Regions from separate parts of the Homo sapiens genome. Here region 2 is linked to region 1. Evidence: read pairs that join two places in POLR2A ChIA-PET (ENCODE). Cell type or tissue: Caco-2. All regions are shown on one strand. Links, peaks and the distances in the headings refer to the core of each region. The heading gives the core; the rest is flanking DNA.

Region 1 (5,376 bases), core at 277-5,276:
CTCTCAATCATCTCTCAAATAGCAATTTTCCACTGGAAAAGAAAAGAAATGAAGAAACAGGGTTCCCAGATAGTGTAACTTTGTAAAACACCATACAGGACAAAGTATATTTAAAAAACTCTCCCAATACCAGTCCAAGCTAAGGGCAACTTTTAAGTCTGAGGGCAATTCTACAGGTTCCAAGGACAGAAGGAAAGACACATGAAAGTAAATCCCAACTTTTCTCCTCTCAGATGCGACCAGGTACACCTGCATTGCAGGCCTCAGCACGGCACCGGACGCAGCCCAGAGTGCCTTCACCCAGGCCAGCTCCCCTTACCCCCAAAGAGGCAGTGAGCCTCAGAGAGGGCAAGTGGCTCGCCCACTGCTACACGGCTTCGAGGTGGTAGAGCTGACTCCAAAGCTGGTATTTAATGGATTCACTGACGTCTTCATCCACTATAGGACTAGCCTTGCTGAACAAAACTTCATAATAAAGAACTCTGTGAAAAAAACATGGATTTGGACATAACAAACCGACTTTCCTCCTCTACCCAGCCTCCAATCTTGCTGATTAACTTTAAAGTAACGCTGTCTTGCATGTTATGCACCAAACTGTTTGGAGCCCACTTACAGTGTGACGGTGGTGGCTGTAACTCGACAGGATCAGAAGCAGAAAATACTGGGGTCGTAAAGGCCCAAGCTGGAGGACTGACCTGGAAGAACAGGGTCTTTTGCTGAATGATTGCAACAGACTCCTTACCAAGCACCAGTGAAAAGTAGACAGCTGCCATCCAGAGATGTGTGACAAGAACGCTGGCCTTTTTAAACACACACTGGGATCTGTGCAGTTCAACAATCATTGACAGTTACCCTGACCTGTGAGACACTTGTTGGCTGGCCACCACCTTTGTGCTCTCTGACAGTCTTCTGCTCTGGGTCAGCTTCAGGGCAAAAGACAGGGACTCTGGTTGGAAGTGTGCTTGTGAAAGCAAATAAGAGGATATGAAAAATGTACATCAAGATACACTTTTTGTTTAACCATTTACTTTTTCCCATTCGTTTGTTTGTTTGGGTGGCCTGGTATTATGTAATTTAGTTTCCATCTCAAGTGAGGAATGGCTGTATCTTTCCAAATGCAAAGACCTAAACTAATCTCTATATACAATCACATTCACTCACACCAAAAAATATACCAGCTTTTTGATGCAATGGAGCCCAGTATTTCCTATGCAAAATATTCCATCTAGATACATAGGGCTACCGTTTAGAAATATCTAGTGGAAGAGGGGCATGTATATCCATGACACATATTTGTGAAAAGCTCTGGAAAGTGAGGTCCATATCCTGCATCTGTGAAAGAATAGGAACAAACAGCTTCAAGAAAAAGAGGAGTCATTAATGAAAAATCATCACTTCTCAGGGCCCTCTGCCATACTCCTTTATTATCTACTCATAGGTCTTCGTAGAAACTAAGGCAAAGATGGGACCCAAATTACAAAATGCTTTAGTCTGATGGGCTGAAGACTTAGAATCCTGTACTCAAGCCATAGCTCTGCCACTAACTAGTGCTGCGAGCTTGGGCAGATACTACACTTCTCCTGGGGCTCCGCTCCCCCAGTAAGAAGAAGACGCACTGCACTCTAAGACTCATCTGTAGCCTGTGATTCTACAGCAAGCTCAAAGTTGCACAATACCAGAAAAAACTAATATTTAACCATGAAGCAGCAGAGGCCACACAGGAGAAATACCATGCAGGTATTAAATGTATACCTATTTGGTACCACATAATGGCTTCCACAAAAGAGAAGGAAAAAAAGCCCTGACTGTAAAAGTAGCCAGGTGCTCCTGATGGCTTTCCCGGTCAGCAGGGTGCTCTGGCTGCAAGAGCTGGGACAAGCCACTGTGAGCATTGTGCAGGGCCACAGTGGGGGCAGCAGCCTAAAAAGCCCTGGGTGTTGATCTTCTATCAGCATGTGCCATGATGCTGTGCGATGTCAAACAGCCAAGGGGTCATGCTTGTGTATGCAGCCATGTGCACAACTCACTCAACTACTGCTTTGCCGGGCTTTACCTTCCAGGTGTGGGAAGAGTGCAATGTCAATATAAAATAATCTGCTTTTGGCCAGGCGCGGTGGCTCATGCCTATAATCCCAGCACTTTGGGGGGCTGAGGCAGGAGGATCACCTGAGGTCAGGAGTTCGAGACCAGCCTGGCCAACATGGTGAAACCCTGTCTCTACTAAAAATACAAAAAATTAGCCAGGCATGGTGGCACAGACCTGTAGTCCAGCTACTTGGGAGGCTGAGGCAGGAGAATGGCTTGAACCTAGGAGGAGGAGGAGGTTGCAGTGAGCCGAGATCACGCCAGTGCACTCCAGCCTGGGCGACAGTGAAACTCCACCTCAGAAATTAATTAATTAATTAATTAATTAATTAAATTAAATAATCTGCTTTTGACGAAGAGTCTACCAGAGTATGTCTTTAGCCTAATAAAAGAGAAAATGGGGGCAGTTTTTCTTAAAAAGCAGAATCAGTTGTTTTTCTATTGATACAAGGTTTACACTCTAGAGCTGCTATCTTTGTCCTAGTTCTTTGAGTTTGCATTGCTCTTTCTTTCTAAAAAGGTTTCTCTACAAAATAAGGCAGCACTGCAGTGAAATCCTATTACAGGTCCGCTCATTATTAGGGATGCAGTAGTCCTTCCTTCAGTGACTCTTTCTGTGGGCCAATACTTGAAAGCCTGAAAGACAGGTACTGCCCATGTGTCCAAATATGGCTCACCAGACTACACCTTGAGGACAGTCATGCTGGCTCCTTTGCACAATGGGCCAGCTGACTTGTGATTGAGTGGGGCTTAAGGGCAGTCTCCTCCCTCCAAGCGTATTTGTTTTCTTACAGATTTAGCCTCCCAGCGGAACATGGCAAACACAAGACATCAACCTCTACAGTTCTTCGCAGGTCTCAAACTCTGGGGTGGAGACCTGTTGGGCAAAGGTTGGTTTGCAGATGCTTCCACAAACCATGAGCTCATGGGCAGGGTCTGTGCCCTTTCGGCTTTATATGCAAACCACCCAGCGCAATGTTTGGCAAACTGCTTGAACTAATAAACTAAACCACAAAGCCAAATGTTTGGGTTACTTGGCCGGGCGCAGTGGCTCATGCCTGTAATCCCAGCACTTTGGGAGGCCGAGGCGGGCGGATCACAAGGTCAGGAGTTTGAGACCAGCCTGGCCAATATGGTGAAACCCTGTCGCTATAAAAATACAAAAATTAGCCGAGTATGGTGGCTAGTGTCTGTAATCCCAGCTACTCAGGAGGCTGAGGCAGGAGAATCTCTTGATTCGTGGAGGTGGAGGTTGCAGTGAGCTGAGATCACGCCACTGCACTCCAGCCTGGGCAAGAGAGCAAGACTCTGTCTCAAAAAAAAAAAAAAAAAAAAGTTTGGGTTACTCAGGAAGGGTATAAAAATGAAGGATTCTAAGGGTTTAGGTTGTACTTAGAAAAGAAGCTTCTTGGCCAGGCACAGTGGCTCATGCCTGTAATCCCAGCACCTTGGGAGGCCAAGGAAGGCAAATCACGAGGTTAGGAGATCGAGACCATCCTGGCCAACATGGTGAAAGCCCGTCTCTACTAAAAATACAAAAATTAGCTGGGCGCGGTGGCCCACACCTGTAATCCTAGCACTTTGGGAGGCCAAGGTGGGCGGATCTCGAGGTCAGGAGATCAAGACCATCCTCGCTAACACAGTGAAACCCCGTCTCTACTAAAAATACAAAATAATTAGCCAGATGAGGTGGCGGGCACCTGTAGTCTCAGCTACTCGGGAGGCTGAGGTGGGAGAATGGCATGAACCCGGGAGGCAGAGCTTGCAGTGAGCAGAGATCATGCCACTGCACTCCAGCCTGGGTGACAGAGCAAGACTCTGTCTCAAAACAAACAAACAAACAAACAAAAAATAAAAAAATTAGCTGAGTGTGGTGTCGTGCACCTGTAATCCCAGCTACCTGAGAGTTTGCCCCCGCTGAGGCAGGAGAATTGCTTGAACCCAGGAGGCGGAGATTGCAGTGAGTCAAGATTGCGCCACTGCACTTCAGCCTGGGCGACAGACCGAGACTTTGTCTAAAAAAAAAAAAAAAGAAAGGAAAAGAAACTTATTTTGATAGAATATATTTCAGAATATGAGATAATTACGGATTATGTTGACCAGTTCCAGCCGTACCTATGGAGATGCTGACTCAGTAGCAGGTTTGGGCTGGCTCCGGGATCTGCAGTTTTAATCCGCCTCCTACATGATTCTGATGACCAGGTCTCCCTGAGCGCCTTCAACTCAAGCCTGCAGAGCTAGACTTCCAGCAAGAACCCAGCTTGATCCTATTATTAAAACCCACACGTACATGGGCCACTACCAACTGTCTCCATTAGCTGCATTTTTTAAATGCTAGTGGCCTCTGCTTCCTTTTCCTTCTGGTTATCCTTCGATGTTCGAAGGCAGGACTGGGTTATCCTTCATATACCTAGCAAATATTAGCTTTCTCTCTACGGTGTCATACTTTCAATGTGTCTGTTTGCATCTGAGCCAGTTCAGAATTCTTATTCTTTTTACAGGAAAAATGTCTCAAATGCCCTTTATCCCTAATGAGAAAGCCATCCTCATATGCCTTCCTCTGTGCTCACTGAAAAAATGTACGTCTAATCCGAGATTGTGAAAGCTGTGGGCAATCGACTCTCCCTGCCGACTTCCCAACGTCCTTCCCCGTCGTGAGTAGGATTTGGGTGCATCAGCTGCATCACATTGATCTGTGCTTGTTTCTTGTGGCTTCCTACTCATTCCCATGGATATAGGCGTTCCTCAGCCCACTGCATGTCCTCTCTGGATAGACAGACACCATTGGTTATCTAGATACTTAATGCTGTTTTTAGAAGTATCCATGTAAATGAAGAGCTTCTGGACCTGAAAGTTCAGTCAGAAACCAAGGAGCTAAAGTCAGTCTAGCTGTTCCACACCCTCCACTAGACTACCTCTTCCCTGCACAGAGGGGAAAAGCATGGCTTTTTACCCGGGGAGCTGTCTTTCCAGGCAAGGCTGCTGACCCACCTGACCATGTTTATCTAAACATGCTGCTCAAGTCCTGTCACTCCTTGCACAAGCATCAGTGGCTACTCAATCTGCAGGAACTCTCTAGCATCACATTCAAGTCCCTGTGTAATCTGGCTGGGTCCTGCCCCACTAACCATTCCCCCTCACAGATCCTGCCCTCTATGTAAAACAAGCAAGAATTAAACATGTCCCCAACAAGAAAAACAGAAAGGGAAAAGATTACAACCCCAAATCACAATCAAAATGCGTTCACCCAGTATATTTTATCAGTATTTAAAATGCATTCATCCCTCTATT
Region 2 (5,376 bases), core at 89-5,088, 190 kb after region 1:
TAAGAGATGGGGTCTGGAGATGGGGTCTCACTTTGTAACCCAGAGTGGTCTCAAACTTCTGGCTTCAAATGATCCTCCTGCCTCAGCCTCCCAAAGGGCTGGAATCATAGGCATGAGCCACTGCACCCAGCCAATTATAACTACAGGTGCTCACTTGATTCACAGTGAATAATGAAAAATCTTAAGATGCTGGCATGTCCCAATATGGGCAGAATGCAACAATAATTCCTCTCCAAATGTAAGAAGTACCTTTCACTTACCCAAGGCCAGCGCTCAGGAGACCAATATGGCTAGGTACAGATAAGCCTCACCTTCTAGCAGCATGGTTCATAGAACACAGCTTCCAGCACTGAAGGCATTTCACCACAACGGAGAGTAAGAAAATGGATGGAGGCCCATAAAAACTTGTCAGAATAAGATGACATGAAGAATATAATTCTTGACATTTAATTCTGGCCAAAGTCCCTGGATTGATAACCTTGCTTTGTGGAGAGAGTGAGTCAAGGTGCCTGTTGGTGAACATTTAACTAAAAAGGCTGCAATGCCCACCTAATGACAAGTACTGTGCTTGTGCATGAATGTGGTCAAAGGTCTCGCAAAGTGAAAAAGGCCACTGATTAAATTAACCACCACAGTATCTTTTTCTCATGTATTTACACAGGTATATAATGTGCTACAGTAATTTCAGTTCATATAATCTCTATTGCAAAGCTTTCAGATCGTGTTAAACCACAGAGAAACTGGAGTGTGCAGGCATCTTCTGGACAAAGCTGAGGCATAAGCTTAAATTATATCTACCACAGCACAATTTTGCAAAAAGGTCATTCTAATGGTCTCTCTAAATATAACATGGGAAAAGATTATTTCCTGCTGCCAAGAACCCTAAAGTTAGAGAATACTGAGGTAGCCAAAGATACACCCAAAAGTGTTTGGCCGGATGAATTTCTGGTGATCGTATACAACCTAAACCTGATAGACAACATTCTGACTCCACGGTAAGTTCTCTCATATCCTTTTCCAATCAGGAACAAGGCAAGTTAGAATCTCTCTGGGCATAAAAGGCACTAGCTCAGATGATGAAGATGATTCTAGTTGTGTGAATTAGTACCATTGTAATCAAAGCCTGGGAAAAAATGCAGGACTTTAAGGCAATCAAGCTCTGACCAGGTGAGAAGGGTAAGGCTCCCATAGAAATGGACACAGAAATGGCATCAGGAAAGCCACTTCTGCGTTCCCACATAGGGATCAGGAAACCTGGGCTTCACTGTCTTCTCAGACTGGCTCACTTGTGACCAAGGCAGGCAACTCAGTATCTGGGGCTTCTTTTTCCCCATCTTTAACATAGTCTCACCAAAGTGGCTGCTGGAGGAGGTAAGGAATTGGTTAGAAAAGGATATGAGAGGCCAGACATGGTGGCTCATGCCTGTAATCCCAGCACTTTGGGAGGCTAAGGTAGGTGGATCACTTGAGGTCAGGAGTTTGAGACCAGCCTAGCCAACACGGTAAAACCCATCTCTACTAAAAATACAAAAAAATTAGCCGAGTGTGGTGGTGCATGCCTGTAATCCCAGCTACTTGGGAGACTGAGGCAGGAGAATCACTTGAACCTGGGAGGCAGAGTTGCAGTGAGCTAAGATCGCACCACTGCACTCCAGCCTGGGCAACAAAGCATGACTCTGTCTCAAAAAAAAAAAAAAAAAAGGTATGAGAGAATTTACTAACTTACTGTGGAGACTGAATGTTCTCTATCAGGTTTAGGCTGTATACAATCATCATAAACTCATCAAGCTGAACACTTAAGATCTGCACGTTTTGTTGTATGTTAATTATACTTAAAATATAAACAAATGAAAATCTTTTCTAAGGTTTCTTCTGGCACTATGATTCTATGATAACTCAGCACATAAGCCATTCTTCATAGAATCGCCTTGTTTCTGAAGAGGTCAGGGGATTCTGTACTTTTTTTTTTTTTTTTGAGACGGAGTCTTGCTCTATTGCCAGGCTGAAGTGCAGTGGTGCAATCTCGGCTCACTGCAACCTCCGACTCCCTGGTTCAAGCAATTCTCCTGCCCCAGCCTCCTGTAAGCTAGGATTACAGGCACACGTCACCACACCCAACTAATTTTTGTATTTTTAGTAGAGACGGGGTTTCACCATGTTGGTCAGGATGGTCTCGATCTCCCGACCTCGTGATCCGCCCGCCTTGGCCTCCCAAATTGCTGGGATTAATGGCGTGAGCCACCGCGCCTGGCCAATTCTGTGCTTTTTACAAAGTAATAGTCTTCCATAGATTCAGCACCGACTCAAAGATGCTGTACTTCCTATCAAAGCAACTTTTCATATACTTTACAACTCTAAAGAAGACCTGTTCCCCACCAGATTCTTCTTTCAAATAATCAGTCTCAATGTGTTTTCTTCTTTGTAGTGCCCATTTTCCATGCCTTTAATCATTTTTGCTAAGTTCCTTTGGACTTTATCCAAGTTTCTGTGTCGTGTTTAAACTGTATGGCCCCCACAAAGGCCTCAAGAGGTTAAAGAAACATAACACAAAGATTCCCCTGTGGCTGAAGGTTATACTACAGCTGAATAAAATTAATAAACTTTCAACAGCTTATCTGAGAGCCTTATAATCAATGTATTTACTAAAATGCTCACCCAGAGTGGCTGGAGCATGTGTGAAAGTGGAGCTGGAAGAGGGAATGTTCTTACTATAATTTTACCCACATGAACACTGATCATAAAAGTTCAGTGACCAACACTTTGGCCAAATTTCTGGAACCCAGATGAGCACTTTAGGCAAATGAAAACCTGTGGTATAGCAGGCCCCTGTGAAAGTTGGATTTACATGAATTTGATTGGTGGTCTTAGGAAGGTTTGAAGTAGAACGGGTGCTGGGGAAGGCAAAAGGGACCAGATGTGAACATAACCAAAAACACCACTGTGACTGGCACTTCAGAGCACCTTTGCTGGCAAACTTTGCATGCAGTCAGACATGTAATGGATGAAAACAAAGCCACTTTCTGACAGCTAAAGACAGCACACATGAAGTGCACAGCCAGGGCAGAACTAAGCAAATGCAAGCTATGATTTTATCAGCAGCATATTCCTGAAGGACAAGCATATTGATAAAGGAAGGGAAAACTCAGTCACAGTTTATTGGACATGGAAGGGGGCATGGGAGGAACCCCATTCACCAGTCCTCACAGTTCCATGGAAAGACGCGCTTCCCTAGAGTGGCACCCGGACCTCTCCCCAGCTTACCTGACTGGCTGGGCCATTCCAGGCTTTCTCTTTTGAATCTGCTTGCACACAGAGGGTGCACTTTGGGCCTGCCCCTGCCATGTGTCAGGTGGACTCTACATCTGTGTTATAGAGGACAGCAGCAGTCCAGCTGGGCTGGTAACTGGGTGGGTAAATTTGTCTCATTTGGAAATGGAGTCTCAGAAACCCCACTGAGACCATGCACCTGAGTATTCCTTCAGTCCAGCTTCTGTCAATAATAAAACCTTTATTTTTATCTCCTCTGTCTGTTCCTCAACTGGTGAATTTAGGAGGACAAGAGAGGAGTTGTACTTGCTTCTTCCCCTAAAGCCCGACAGGAATTTTAGACATCATCTCTTCCCAGAATCTTCATTTGATTTAACCATTTCTTCCTCCTTTCAGAATAGTGGATGCAAGAAAACTGAGAAGCCATTTAAGTTGCTTCTGAGCAGGAAGGAGAGAGCACAGAGTCAGTGGCTGCTGCCCACTCCTCAACCCCACATCTCTTTGGAATATGGCTAGAAAGGCAAAATAACAAATGTCTGTCTTTGCCTTCCCCTAGCCTTCCAAAGGCACACATTTTCCAACTGCACAGCTCCTCTAACAATCAATCAATGCTGAGGCCTTAGATGAAAAAGAGAAGAGTACTTCTTCACCATCAAGAATTTGAGAACCCATGGACAAAGCCTTCATTCTACAGATAAGGAAAGTGTGGCTTTGTCCAAAGAGGTATATCCAACCACCAAGAATGGCACTTTCAGGCTCAAAGGCATTGCTCTCAACTTCTGTTTTCTGTTCCAACACAACACACTCCAGTCAATAATGGTGGCTCAAATCATGGCAGTGACTCTCCAGATGGGAAGGTGGATCAGACTCCAGGTGAGGCATTAATGTTACATACAGTTTTTTAAAGTCTCCAGGTAAGATTCTGACTCACCTCTCTCTGGGGTCAGGCCTGGATATAAATCCAGGTATTGCTACTTAGTAGGGACATTAATGTTAACAAGTTGCTGAGCTTCAATATCCTTATCTATAAAATGGGAATAATAATCTATCCAATCTGTTTTGCAGGCTTATCCTTAGGACTAAATGAGATTATATTTAGATCAAGACTTAGTTTCTGACTTGGAACAACTAATGGCTACTGTATCAATTCAGGATAGGCTAGGATATGCTGCAGTAACAAACAACCCTGGTGTTTCAGTGGCTTAACACAAAACAGTGTGCTTCTTGCTAATACCAAGTCCACTGTAGATCTAAGTGACTCTCCAGACCACCTGTCATCCTCACTCAGAAATTCAGACCACCTGAAATTACAAAACAAAGCCTCCTCTGTTTTGTAGGCTCTGTTTTGTACTGCAGGAAAGAGAGCACAGGAGGATCTCACATGCAATTAAAGTTCCCACATGAAACTAGAATATGTCACTTCTGCCCACAATTCCCTTCTTCCCTCAAGAATACAGAAGTAAAATCTAATACGCAATCTAGGATGTTCATATAGCTCAGGAAAGACAGTCCAAAATAGGCAAGCTACTGAACAGGAAGTGGAAATTACCTCCCTTCTGCCAAAAAAGGAAAAATGCAGGCAATAATACATGCCCATCAGAAGAGAGAGAACATAGCTTCATCTCTGAAAGATGAAGACCAACTGCCACAGTTACTGTGGTACTAGTAAAAGCAGCATGACAAAATAAAACCAACACAAAAGGAATCTGCATTAGGAGTATACCTTAGCTGGTTTTCAAGGAGTAACTAATCATCTCTACCATTACCCTGGGCTTTCTCCACCAGAAGGTACTGACTTAGTGACTGTCTGTCAATAGGAAAAATGACACAATTGAGCCGGGTATAAAATCCTGGGAGTGCAGCATGATGCATGTGCTGTGCACCTTCTCAGCGTCCCCCTTCTCCCTCTTTTGGCTCTCAAAGCTAGAAACCATTGAACATCTAGACAGGCTGCCAGTAAATATCCAATGGCCTATAGTAATTTTTTAAAGCCTCAAAATGATTTTATCTGGTTCATACTTCAAAAAAGAAAGAAATCACTACTGATGTTAACAAAGCCCTGACCAAGCAGGATTCCCTTAACCCAAGGGCTTTGCATCAGTTTCCTTG

What was found. ChIA-PET counts read pairs that join two places held together with the same protein. Peaks named below come from ENCODE experiments on the same cell type or tissue, not always from the same donor. Only the 100,000 strongest peaks of a DNase experiment are listed, where the experiment ranks them.
Region 2: POLR2A ChIA-PET joins it to region 1 with 7 read pairs; 2 of 35 experiments call an interaction of 5 or more read pairs at or near these places.

Annotation. Positions count from the first base shown.
Region 1 is chr9:94,987,654-94,993,029 of GRCh38, reverse strand. The region is part of intron 11 of AOPEP (aminopeptidase O (putative)); the gene reads right to left. Among named protein-coding and RNA genes, the nearest start is that of AOPEP-AS1, 45 kb to the right of the region's middle. RefSeq lists a silencer at 2,889-3,183. In Caco-2, for the core only: no CTCF peak of the experiment used is centred there; DNase peaks (open chromatin) are centred at 849 and 2,839.
Region 2 is chr9:94,794,029-94,799,404 of GRCh38, reverse strand. The region is part of intron 4 of AOPEP (aminopeptidase O (putative)); the gene reads right to left. Among named protein-coding and RNA genes, the nearest start is that of MIR2278, 13 kb to the left of the region's middle. In Caco-2, for the core only: no CTCF peak of the experiment used is centred there; no DNase peak of the experiment used is centred there.